2 separate regions of the Homo sapiens genome follow, and region 1 is linked to region 2. A link is a loop called in an ENCODE intact Hi-C map of the cell type or tissue named here. Cell type or tissue: PC-9. All regions are shown on one strand. Links, peaks and the distances in the headings refer to the core of each region. The heading gives the core; the rest is flanking DNA.

Region 1 (5,681 bases), core at 239-5,238, 64 kb after region 2:
AACCATGTGTATGGATGGACTTAAAATTTAGGAAGCTGTAGGGCCTCTCCTCAGAAATTATCCTTTTTGAGCTCAAAAAGGGTCACCATGTTGGTGCTGCTAATAATGTTATTTTTCTGGTTCATTTTTTTCCCTGAAAAATCCAGAATAGTTTATGTGCACATTTTTAACTTTCAAAACCTCCTGACTCTACCTAAGCATCTCAACTCTGAGTGTGATATTAAAAATGTCAATAATAAGACAATATTTGCCATGAAGGATAAATTCCATGGAGCCCTTAGTCGTTTACTGTTTCGCATGTCTTTCTGCTGTGTGGTTATGCGGGTTTAGTAAGAAAGAATTTGAAATGCATATTCCTGTTTTCGTTACTGTGTTGCTTTTATCTTAGACTGTTTTCTCATTGCTCAACTCCATCCTGTGTGCAGGAAGACAGTCTCTTTCAGGTCCCCTTCTCCACACCCTTCTCTATTCTAGGAACAGATTGTAGTGTCCTCATTTGCAGAAAAATATTTTATGTCAGAGGTTTAAAACTTCATAGCTTATATAATGTAACCAATTGGAGTTTGCTTTTAACTTGGACTAGAGTCGCTCTTTCATGAAATAAACTGAAAAGGGTCATGCTGTGTGGTCTTCAAGTGGTCCTGACCTCATTTTAAACAGAGGCCAAGCAGTAGGTGCCTGGCAGTGGACAGTGGGAAACAAAGCCGTCACGTGATGTTTCAGCCAAACCCAGAACCCCAAGAACCCAGAGGGCTGTGTCTGGCCAGAAGTTCCTGGCCCCTCCATCTTGGAGTCCCCCACCCTAAGGGAATGTTAGCACCTAATAGCCTTCTGTGGAGCTGTGAAGAGAAGCTGGGGTAAGGTGGCCACAGCAACTGTACCACGAGAGGAAGTCTTTGGTAGCAAAAGAAAGATCCTGGGGGTCTCCGACTGGCCAGGTGGGCAGAGCTTAGAGAGGCCACTTTCTAGAGAGGTGATCAGGCATCTGGCTTGCCTCTCAGATCTCTATTACTTTTGACCAGCCATAATGCCCTAGCTAAAGGATGTCCAAACAAAGAATACCAGAATGTGAAGCCAACCTTCTAGTAGAATTAAACTTTTGACAAGGGGACACATTTTACAAACTGATGTATGAGTCACACGGCTAGCTATAGAGCTTGCAACTTCCCAGCAGCCTGGTGCCACGCGAAGTAACAGACTGGTTTTCCCCCCATTCAGTTTTCATGTTATGGAATGTACATATACTCCTATTGAAATAAAACTCGTTTTCAGAAACAAACTGAACAAGCCCTCTTTAGAGGAAGGTTGTTAATTACATGGAGAATTTCCTGTTCTGAAAAAGCTCCAGGTAGCTAGACCTGGTCTCCATGTGGAGCGTCTTGCTGTACAAGCAGAAAAGTGCCATGAAACTCATGCTTGTTCTCTGAAGCCAGACACACCTGGCTCATGTCAGAGGTCTCCCATTTACTAACTCTGTGACCTGAGGCATGATGCCTCCCCGTCCTGAGCGGTCTCTCCATCTGCAGAATGAAGATAATATTTAACTAGCAGGAGTAAACAGGACGACCTTATTCAGTGCCCACCTAGCTGTCTAGGGCATAGTAAACATTCGACAGATGTTGCTCTCTCTAACCCCGTTTCCTGATTAATGTGGCCAACGCTACTCTTCTTCCAGCTCATCTGGTGAGTGCTATCAAAGAATCATATATTTCAGGAATTACTGAATTAATTGAGCAATATTCTCTATTTCAATATCGAAAGTCATTTATAAATATGCCCTCTTCTTTCCTCAAATATGCATTGCCCACAAGAGGAAAAACCATTGTCTTCTACCTTATCTCTTTTGAGAAAGGGGTCAGACTTTTGAGATGAAAGTAGACTATTTTTTTTTTCTATTCCCCTTCTCTCCTCCTCTAGGCTCCAAAGCCAGGTTTCCTCAAAGACTTAACTGTTTAGCTTCCTTTTGGTCTTGTGCGCGCACTATAGTTTTAGCTAACAGCTGCCTTCCAGATAGACTGCATTGGCCACCTCATTCAATACCAGAGGTGCTCCCCTCACCATTTTCACATGCACATATGTTAAAATGTCTGCACATCACTCCCTCAGGCCATGGGTTAAGATCCTGAGATTTAACAATATGTTAAGAGTTACTCTTGGGATCTCAACACACCTCAAAAGTCTCAAACAGGCAAGGAAACCAGAGCTGAATTCTCACTGCTTTCTGAACATTAGACAATTTTATTTTCATTGTTGTTTTTACTTGCCTGTTTGTGTGTGTGTGTGTGTGTGTGTGTGTGTGTGTGTGTGTGTGTGTTTGTATTTTGAGATGGAGTCTTGCTGTCACCCAGGCAGGAGTGCAGTGGTGTGATCTCCGCTCACTGCAGCCTCCGCCTCCCGGGTTCAAGCAATTCTCCTGCCTCAGCCTCCTAACTAGCTGGGACTACAGGCATGTGCCACCACGCCCAGCTAATTTTTTGTATTTTAGTAGAGACGGGGCTTCACCGTGTTGCCCAGGCTGGTTGCGAACTTCTGAGCTCAGGCAATCCGCCCGCCTCGGCCTCCCAAAGTGCTAGGATTACAGACGTGAGCCACTGCGCCTGGCCCCTACTTGCCTGTTATTTTTAAGTGAAATTCCAAGCAGAAAAGCAAAGCCTGAGTTTTGGAAGAGAAGCACTCAGATCATCTGAATGTATTTTGTCTACAGCTCCCACATAGTAGTGTTTTGTCACTGTCTTGAGTATGATTTTGAAACAGTTCACATGCAACTTAAAAAATAAATCCTCCTGTGTTAATTGAAGAACACCATGGAAAGATCTTCTGAAATAATGTCTAATATAACCCCCAGTAATTTATATCTGGCATTGAAATAAATTATAAGGATTTTCTACTGCTGATTTATTTCCCATTCATGATCTACTGGGGTTTGTTTGTTTGCTCATCAGTGTTATGGGGTTTTGTTTGCTTTCTCTCGTTTTATTATTAGCTGAATTTCCAAAGCACATACCAGTGTACAGTTGGGAAAGACAGAGCATTCCAGAAATAGGCGGGGGAATCCAGTGTGGGAAGAAGTTTTGCTATGAGTAACCCATATATGGATAACCTAGCTTACTCTCACTTCCCCTCACCAGCTCCCCCTGCCTGACCTGAACTGCCCTGGGTTTTACATGTTCCTTTTTATTCTCCTTTGGAAAAAAGACTGAAGTTTCTCAGTTCCCAGCCTGCTAAAGCTGCTCTTCAAGAAGTTTACCTTATTTCCATATAGGGAAAAAAGAACAGTGTTTGTAGTAACGACTTCACTTTGTGGGTTTTCTGTTTGTTTGTTTTGTCTTCTTGTGTGACTTTGACAAAGTGTGTGGTCTCTCTTACCATGAAAGGTATATGGTTCCCTGGGATCTCAAATTAAAAAAAAAAAAAACTTAGATAAGTAAAAGTTTTTTTAATGATTTGCCCACTTTTGAAAAATTAATGGCATTTTTGTTTCTTATCCAGGTATACTGTGATGTCAGGAACACCTGAAAAAATTTTAGAGCATTTTCTAGAAACAATACGCCTTGAGGCAACTTTAAATGAAGCAACAGGTATACACATAGAACCGTTTGCATGTCCATTAAATCCATGCATAGCATTGTTTAAAAGTCCTGAATTCATTTGCAGTGTGTATAGCGAAAGCAGTTTGGGAAGGGGATTCTGTGTATTGATATTTGAAAAGCATCTCTGTGTGACCTGACTGGGAACAGTCCTTCTGACTGTCGTCTTCCCTCCCCAATCCTGACTGTTCTCTAGAAATGACTCAGCCTCATTTCTACATACTATGCCTCATCTTCCCTAGGCATCTCTCTCTTAAGTTATTCAAATCCCACCTTCTATAGGCATCTATTGGGTTTATCATACATCCTACCTATTCCCACGAAGGATTTGAAGCTGCCTACATAAAAGGTACAGCCTTGCTCCAGTTGGGAGTAAGATACTTCTCTCTGCAGTTGTTGTAGAGTCCAGCTGCTCTAGAATATAACTAAATGCCACCATTCGTTTGCTAGGGCTGCCCTAATGAACTACCACCAACTGGGTAGCTCAAGCAACAAAATTATATTGTCTTACAGTTCTAGAGGCTAGAAATCCTAGCTGAAGGTGATATTTGGGTTGGTTCCTTTTGAAGGCTGTGAAGGAGAATCTGTTCCATGCCTCTCTCCTAGCCTCCTGTGGTTTGCAGGCTATCTTTGGCATCCTTTGGCTTGTAGATGCATCATCCGGATCTCTGCCCTCATGTTCACACAGCATTCTCCCTGTGACTCTTCACATAGCCTTCCCTCTGTGCCTGTCTGTCTCTGGGTCCAAGGTTACCCCTTTTTATAAGGATGGCAGTCATATTGGATTAAGGCCCTCATTAAGGACCTCACCTTAACTTGACCACATCTGCAAAGACCCTATTTCCAAAGACGATTATATTCTGAGATACTGGAGGTTAGTTCTTCAACATATCTTTTTGGGGGGATACAATTCAACACATAACATCTGCTTACAGTGAGTCAGTCTTGTTACCTAAGACACAGAAATTCTAGGGTGAATAAAACAAATCTCACCAGTGAACTAAGTGTTCAGAGTTATAAAATTGTGTTCCACTTTGGTTACCATCTTGTATATGACTTTGCAACAGCCCACACGCAACGTGTTTTTTTTTTAATCCTATGCTACTGCCTGTCTCTCAGAATAATGTTGTGGGTTAATATTTTAAGCACATTGAGCTCCATAGAAGAGCCTTTCTCACTAAAAGAAGTTCAGAGATTTATCTCAAAAACTTAGTTCAAAATCCATTTCCATAATTGACCTTTGCTATATATTCAAGTTGAAGATATCATTATTATTATTATATACCTCCTAAAGGTATTTTACCACTGAATTCTTATTTTATCTTCTCATTCCAGTTTCTCATTTTATACATAGATTACCTGAGGTTTTTTATGTAGCAAATTAATTAGGGTATAGTAGATATAATCGTCAGGATCACTGGCTCCAGGCCAATTATTCTCAGGTCAATATTTGTTGAGTATCTTGTTGGGCAGACACTAAGCTAGATGCTTTGGACTAGGCAATGTGAACAAGGAATCATTCTCCTGCCTTCAGGAAGCTTATAATCTGTTAGAAGACATAAAGGAATGTGCACATAACTTGAATATAAGGCAGAATGTGGTTAGTGCTTCAGGGACACTGACTAGGTGAGGGATCTAGAAAAGTATCATGGAAAATATAGAGTGGCCCTGAAGGAGGCTGGTAACCAGTAATTAGAGATAGGGACAAAGCCATCCATACTAAGGGATAATATTAGCACTGACCTAGAAATAGACAGGGAAGAGTGAGTGGTCGGATTTTTACTGGACTATTGTATACGTAAGTTGGAAAACGAAGGAAAGGTTTAAGAATTGGGGTATAGATCTTAGAGAGTCTTAAATGTAAAGCCGGCTGGGTGCAGTGGCTCATGCCTGTAATCCCAGCACTTTGGGGGCCAAGGCGGGAGGATCACTGGAGCCCAGGAGTTTGAGGCTACAGTGAGCTATGATCATGCCACTGCACTCCAGCTTGCACAACAACAACAAAAAGGTAGAGCCAAGCACTGGGAAGTGGTTGAAGATGTCTGAGCAAGAAGAACATGATAAGAACTATGCTGGAGAAAAGTTACTCCATAT
Region 2 (5,681 bases), core at 166-5,165:
CTGAAGGCAATTATCGTCATCACCAGTTACTTTGGGCTGCTAGCATGTTATCTCAATTAACTGTGAGAATAAAATAGATAGTATCCCTTATGTTTGATGTGTTTGAATTTTTATTGTTTTGAGAAACTGAGAACAAATTATTTGCAAAATATGTCTTATGGTTAGCAGAAAAAATTATAGTGTTCTCAGATTGGATAAACTAATCTAGTGTTGACATGTCATTTAGGGTTTAGATTCTCTTCTACCAACAATTCTGTGTCAGGCAGGTTCCCTAAGTCCACAGATATTAAATATTCCGTAGTCACCCTCTTTACCTTTAGATGACATTACATTGAAGACAGATGACAGATAAATGCACATATATATACATATACACATAATATATATAGACACATACATATGTATTTGTACATGTATAAATATGTATATAGCAATTTCAATTCTTTAAAATTTTCAGAAAAGAAAATGGTCAAATCACCTTTACTAATATGGTCCAGAATTGTTCAGAATTCCTATTGCCAGTTTTTATAAATGTCTAAATCCTTTTTAGTTTAATTTAGTTTTCTTTTCTATTTCCCTTCAGCCAAAGAATGACTCAGAAACACCCCTGGAATATACCACTGCTTGCTTGAAAATCTTCAATTTAATGAACATTTATTGATCAATCTCAGGCCGTCATATAGGACTATGAAAATATGGCACTGCAGCCTAGACAGAAGCACACGTGAACAAATAAGAACAGTGAAGTATTGTGGGTGCTCATGTCATCAGGGTAGTGTGGCCTCAGGACAGGGATTTAGGAGCTCTTAGGGTTTCAGTTAAACTCCCAGCTCTGCCAATTTCTAACATGGGAACATGAACAAGTTACTTAACTGCCTTACTCATTTGTTTCCTCATCTACAGAAGGAGAATAATAGTAGCATCTTGCCCAGGGAGGTGTTCAAGAGTATTAATGAGATAATGTATGCCAAGGACTTAGCCAGTGCTGGCCTCTAGTATCTGCTTTGTGGAGACACATAGTGGGGCTGTGAAGTTCTTGTTAAGAAGAAGGGAAAGGGTTCAAAGTAGCCCCACAGAGGAGGCAATGTCTGGGTGGGTGCTACCCAGGGGGAAGGAAAACAATATGCCAGGCTGATAGCATTGCATGAACACAGGAAAAGAGTACCCGAATTTTCTCTTCTGAATTATTTTGGGCACTCTTCTTTCTAAGGATCCCTTTCAAAGTTATAAAAACCTGGCTTCCAAGCCATAGGCATTCCAGTGTCCCAACAAGACACCTTCCTCACCCCTCCTCAAAGAGCTTGATCTATTTTGAGTCTGGAGGGGGAATTAGCTTGAGTTTCCCCCTATTTTACTTCTCAAAATCATGCCTTCTTTTTTAAAATACAGAACTAGCTTGAGTTTGGAGGCTATTGTTCACTCTGACCTCCAGCTCCTTTTCCGTTATAATTACCCAATCAATACTCCCTCATTTCTGTTGTTCTCTTTGTTTGCCCCCCTCTTTTGAATGAATTACTTTGCAAAGCTTTCTATTGAATTTTGCCCTCTTTTTCCTTTTCTGTTTGTCAAGGTCATTTTAAATTTCAAACTAGCTCTCCTAACTGCCAGCCACCCCCACTCAATTGGGTATCATTGTTAAATTTGATAAGAATGTTTTTGATTTGATTCCATATTCAAGGCATTAATAAGCATGTTAAATTTAGCAGCATTCAGCCCAGTACCTAAGCCTGTGGGATTCAATTTGTTTGTGCTAATTTATTTGCATACATGATTTATGATCACCCCATCCAGACATAAAAGAAACTTGGGAAAACATACCATGAAAATTCTGGGTAAAACAAGGGCTAAGTCATTGAATTCACTTCTGTCATGCTTTTCACTCAATTGTAGTTTGAGGGAAAAGGAAGACAATAATTTTCTTTCTGTCTCCAAAGACATTAGTATGACGGGGTTCAATACTCATTCATTGTTACAATCCATGTCCCTAGAAGCGCATGTTTGCCAGTTCCCATCCCTGACACTTAATAGCCAGTGACACTGAACAAGTCACTCATTTCCAGGAGCTTCAGTTTCCTCACTGGTATAATGGTGATCTGACTTACCACAATAAAAGGATTAGTAAGATCAAGCCAGGCCGGGGTGGGGGGGGGGGGCGCTGGGGGGCGGGGGGACTGAACAGGTGGGAGGGGATTCCAAAACTCGACAACGATCTCAAATAGAAAACATTCTATTCAGTTTACATGGAGCGTAATTCTAGATAAGATCACATCCTGTTTCTATAGCCTCAGTCCCAGGATATTTTTCTAGCTTGCGGGGAGCTCTCTGAGGCAGGCCTGTGGGTTCTGGTGTAAGTGGAGATTGGGCCTGGAAAGCCTTAGAGAGGTGCTCTTGCTTCCTGTTGGCACTTGGTTCAATTCTCAGTTCTGGGAAGACTTCAGGACAACAAATGGAAAGTCATTCATCTTACCGTCCTTATAAACTTGGCTCAGACAGGAGAATCAGAAATTCCCAAGTCACACCAAGTGCTCCTCTGGTGCTGTAATTTGATAGCCCAATCCCAAACAAAGTGAGGAAGCCACACCCAAACCTTCCTCCAAAGTTAACCACAAAGATGAACCGGAATAGACAGTGAGAGCAGGAACACAAAGATAAGCTGGAGAAGGCAGCTGGCTTGTTTGGGGCACATCGGAGAGTCATGGATGTTATCACAGCAGCCCACCCAGGACCTGCTAGTTTTAGGTTATGTGAGATTTTTTAAATCTTACGTTTAACCAATTCTCCTTTTATAAGTGTCAAAGCATTGCAGTGTACAGCTGCCTAGTAAAAGGATTTGTAACATAGATGCGTAAATGGTTCTGTCATTCAATAATATAGTCTCTTAAATAACTGAAACAGGTAATGCTTCCCTTTCCCCTTCCCGCCACTCCTCACACCCCTTGACTCCCATGCGCCCCCCACCCCCACCCCCATGCGCCCACCCCCAGCTTTATATTTTGTGTGTGTTTTCTTCCTTTTTCTCAATTTGGTGTTTGGCATATTCAGAAAAACACGTGGGCTCCCTCTGGTGGTCATTCCGGTGTTCATGCATGTCTAACCTTCAAGTTTTAGTTACATGGCACAAGATATTTGGATGAAAAGTGGAAATATTCGTAGTAAATGTTATTTTCGTTTGTAAGATTCCTAGTACTTGGAAACCACCAAAATAACCAGCTCATTCACTCATTCATCCATTCATATGTGCACATATATAGTCTTCCATTCTCACATATTGTTGATATTTGACTTTGCTAAATGCAGCATGGTCTGGTCTGCAAGTCCATACAGAACAATTGAGTTCCAGTCCTGTAAGTTAAACAAATTTTCTCAAGGAATGGGGCTGTTAATCAGCGAGTTTTTATGGAATGCATACAGTGTATTAGACCAGGCATTGTGAAAAATAATTTGTTGCTCACCACTTAAAAAAATATATGAACAAGCTTTTTAATAGTTACAATGTTATATTATTTCCTTTTGTTGTTTAAGTCATATTCCCATTTTATTTCCTCTGTAGAAATTTATTCTACTGTAACATATTGTTTTCCAGGCCAGACGACTTTGTCATCCAGATTCAGCTATAATAACAAAGACTCAAACACAACAGCATCTTAAATAGATTTTTTTTTACTCATGTTAACTGTCCAAATATGAGCTGCCCAGGGTTAGTATGGCAGCTTCACGTTGTAACGTATGTTTGTGGTTGAAAGTCTCTTATGGATCACCCTCATACTGAACATGTATCAAAAATATGTACTTACATTTAAATATTCGTGTTTTAAAATCTCTTGTGACCATGGGTCTTTGTTACAACTTTTCTTCTAGATTGGGTTATGACAATAAGTAGATATATATGATCATCAAAACAAAATAAATATTTTATAAATTTCTGTACAAAAATATTAAACATTAAAGTAAATTACTATTAGAAATGCATCACTGGGTGACTTTGGCAAGTGTTTTAAAAAATGAATTATTTTAAAAAGTCAATTCATGCACCTTTAGGAAATAGCAGTTTCATTCTTCTTCTTGGTTTTTATGTATGCAAGCACTGGGAAAACTCATTCACAAAAACAGGAAGCTGGGGATGGAAGTAGTTTTAAGTAACAGTGTTACTAAATTCTTTGAATCCTAGGAAACTCATGTGTACTTCATGGAAAGCTAGAGATGATGGTGGAGTTGCAGTGGAGGGGTGGAAAGTGTTGCATTCTAGATGGATTTTGGAAATAGAGTCCATAGGATTTTCTGATGGATTAAATACGAGGTAAGAGAGAAGGTACTCAAGGGTGACTTCAAGGGTTTTGGCTTGAACACGTGGAAGGATGCAACTGCCATCAACCGAGGGAGGGAAGGATGAGAGTAGAGTGAGTTTGGAGACCTGGTTTCAAGGTCACTGTACTGGGCAGTATCCAAGAATGAAGTGTAATTAGATTTTGCACCGTACCTGGGTGCAGTCAATAGCTAATAATGATAAACATTAGACTAGAGAGTGATAATGAGATAGATGATAGGGATTTGCACTGAGTAGGACATGCCCGGGGCATGAATGAAATTAAAATGTGTCTGAAAGAAATGAAATAGTGAGACATAAATCAGCAAGAATTTTATCAGGTTTGTTTTGGCCCCTATTATATGTTATATATTTAAGATCATTTATGTTTATAAGTTAACTCTGTATATGCTTTCAGGTTTCACCTTTTAAATTAATAAAAGGTTGATTTATGTAATATTTCAAGTAAAAACAGCTAAGTGAACCAGGCTAACAAAGCATTATTTAATAGACATCCTCAGGGACCTAATTTAATGAATAGGTAGAGGGATGTTATTTGTAACTTAGTTCACAAATTATTTCTATATCAATAGGTGACTTTAAATGGCTATGGCCTGCTTGAAACAATTTATTCTCTTAATTAGTTTAATCATTCTTTTTACAGTTTCTTACACTACTAAATGGGTTAATAATCCCCTTTTTCCTCGAGTAAATTAATTTTTCTAGCCTAGTCACAAATTTCTAATTAATAAAGTTTGAAGGAGTGAGGTAATTTTGTAATAGTAGAAAAAATAACTATATTTTATTTAATCCTTTTTTTTTTTTTTTTTTTTGCGTCAGTGTCTTGCTCTGTCACCCAGGCTGGAGTGCGATGGCGCAATCTCGGCTCACTGCAACCTCCACCTCCCAGGTTCAAGCAATTCCCCTGCCTCAGCCTCCCAAGTAGCTGGGATTACAGGCACCTACCACCATGCCCGGCTAATTTTTGTATTTTTTAGTAGAGACTGGGTTTCACCATGTTGGTCAGGCTGGTCTCGAACTCCTGACCTCAGGCGATCCACCTGCCTCAGCCTCCCAAAGTGCTGGGATTACAGGTGTGAGCCACCACGCCCAGCCCTATTTAATCCTTTTTATATTAACTAACATTTATTAAGTTTCTACTGTGTGCCATGTAGGCTCTGGAGATACAAAGTCCAAAAAGTCCAATGCAATGAATTATTGATTTCAAAGAGCAAACCACCTAATGGGGGAGAGAGTTAGGTAAACAGATAATTATTTCAGAATGTGGTACTGAGAGAGATTGGAGTTAAGTACCAAAATACCAAAATACACACTCTAAGAGCCTTGTCACCTGAACCGGAAGGATTTCTGAGACAAC

The links. Hi-C counts contacts between places; a loop is a spot of excess contacts. Peaks named below come from ENCODE experiments on the same cell type or tissue, not always from the same donor. Only the 100,000 strongest peaks of a DNase experiment are listed, where the experiment ranks them.
Region 1: it touches region 2 in a loop (2.9-fold over the local background); 1 of 110 quality-filtered maps calls a loop at or near these places.

Annotation. Positions count from the first base shown.
Region 1 is chr2:172,992,977-172,998,657 of GRCh38, forward strand. RAPGEF4 (Rap guanine nucleotide exchange factor 4) reads left to right here. Exons shown (of 31, transcript NM_007023.4): 16 at 3,490-3,578. Among named protein-coding and RNA genes, the nearest start is that of MAP3K20, 80 kb to the right of the region's middle. In PC-9, for the core only: CTCF peaks have their summits at 3,172 and 3,376; DNase peaks (open chromatin) are centred at 3,035 and 3,735; H3K4me3 peaks cover 522 bases; H3K27ac peaks cover 3,418 bases.
Region 2 is chr2:172,929,032-172,934,712 of GRCh38, forward strand. The region is part of intron 6 of RAPGEF4 (Rap guanine nucleotide exchange factor 4); the gene reads left to right. Among named protein-coding and RNA genes, the nearest start is that of MAP3K20, 140 kb to the right of the region's middle. In PC-9, for the core only: CTCF peaks have their summits at 3,101 (motif pointing left) and 3,302; DNase peaks (open chromatin) are centred at 2,420, 2,480 and 3,090; H3K4me3 peaks cover 1,144 bases; H3K27ac peaks cover 1,360 bases.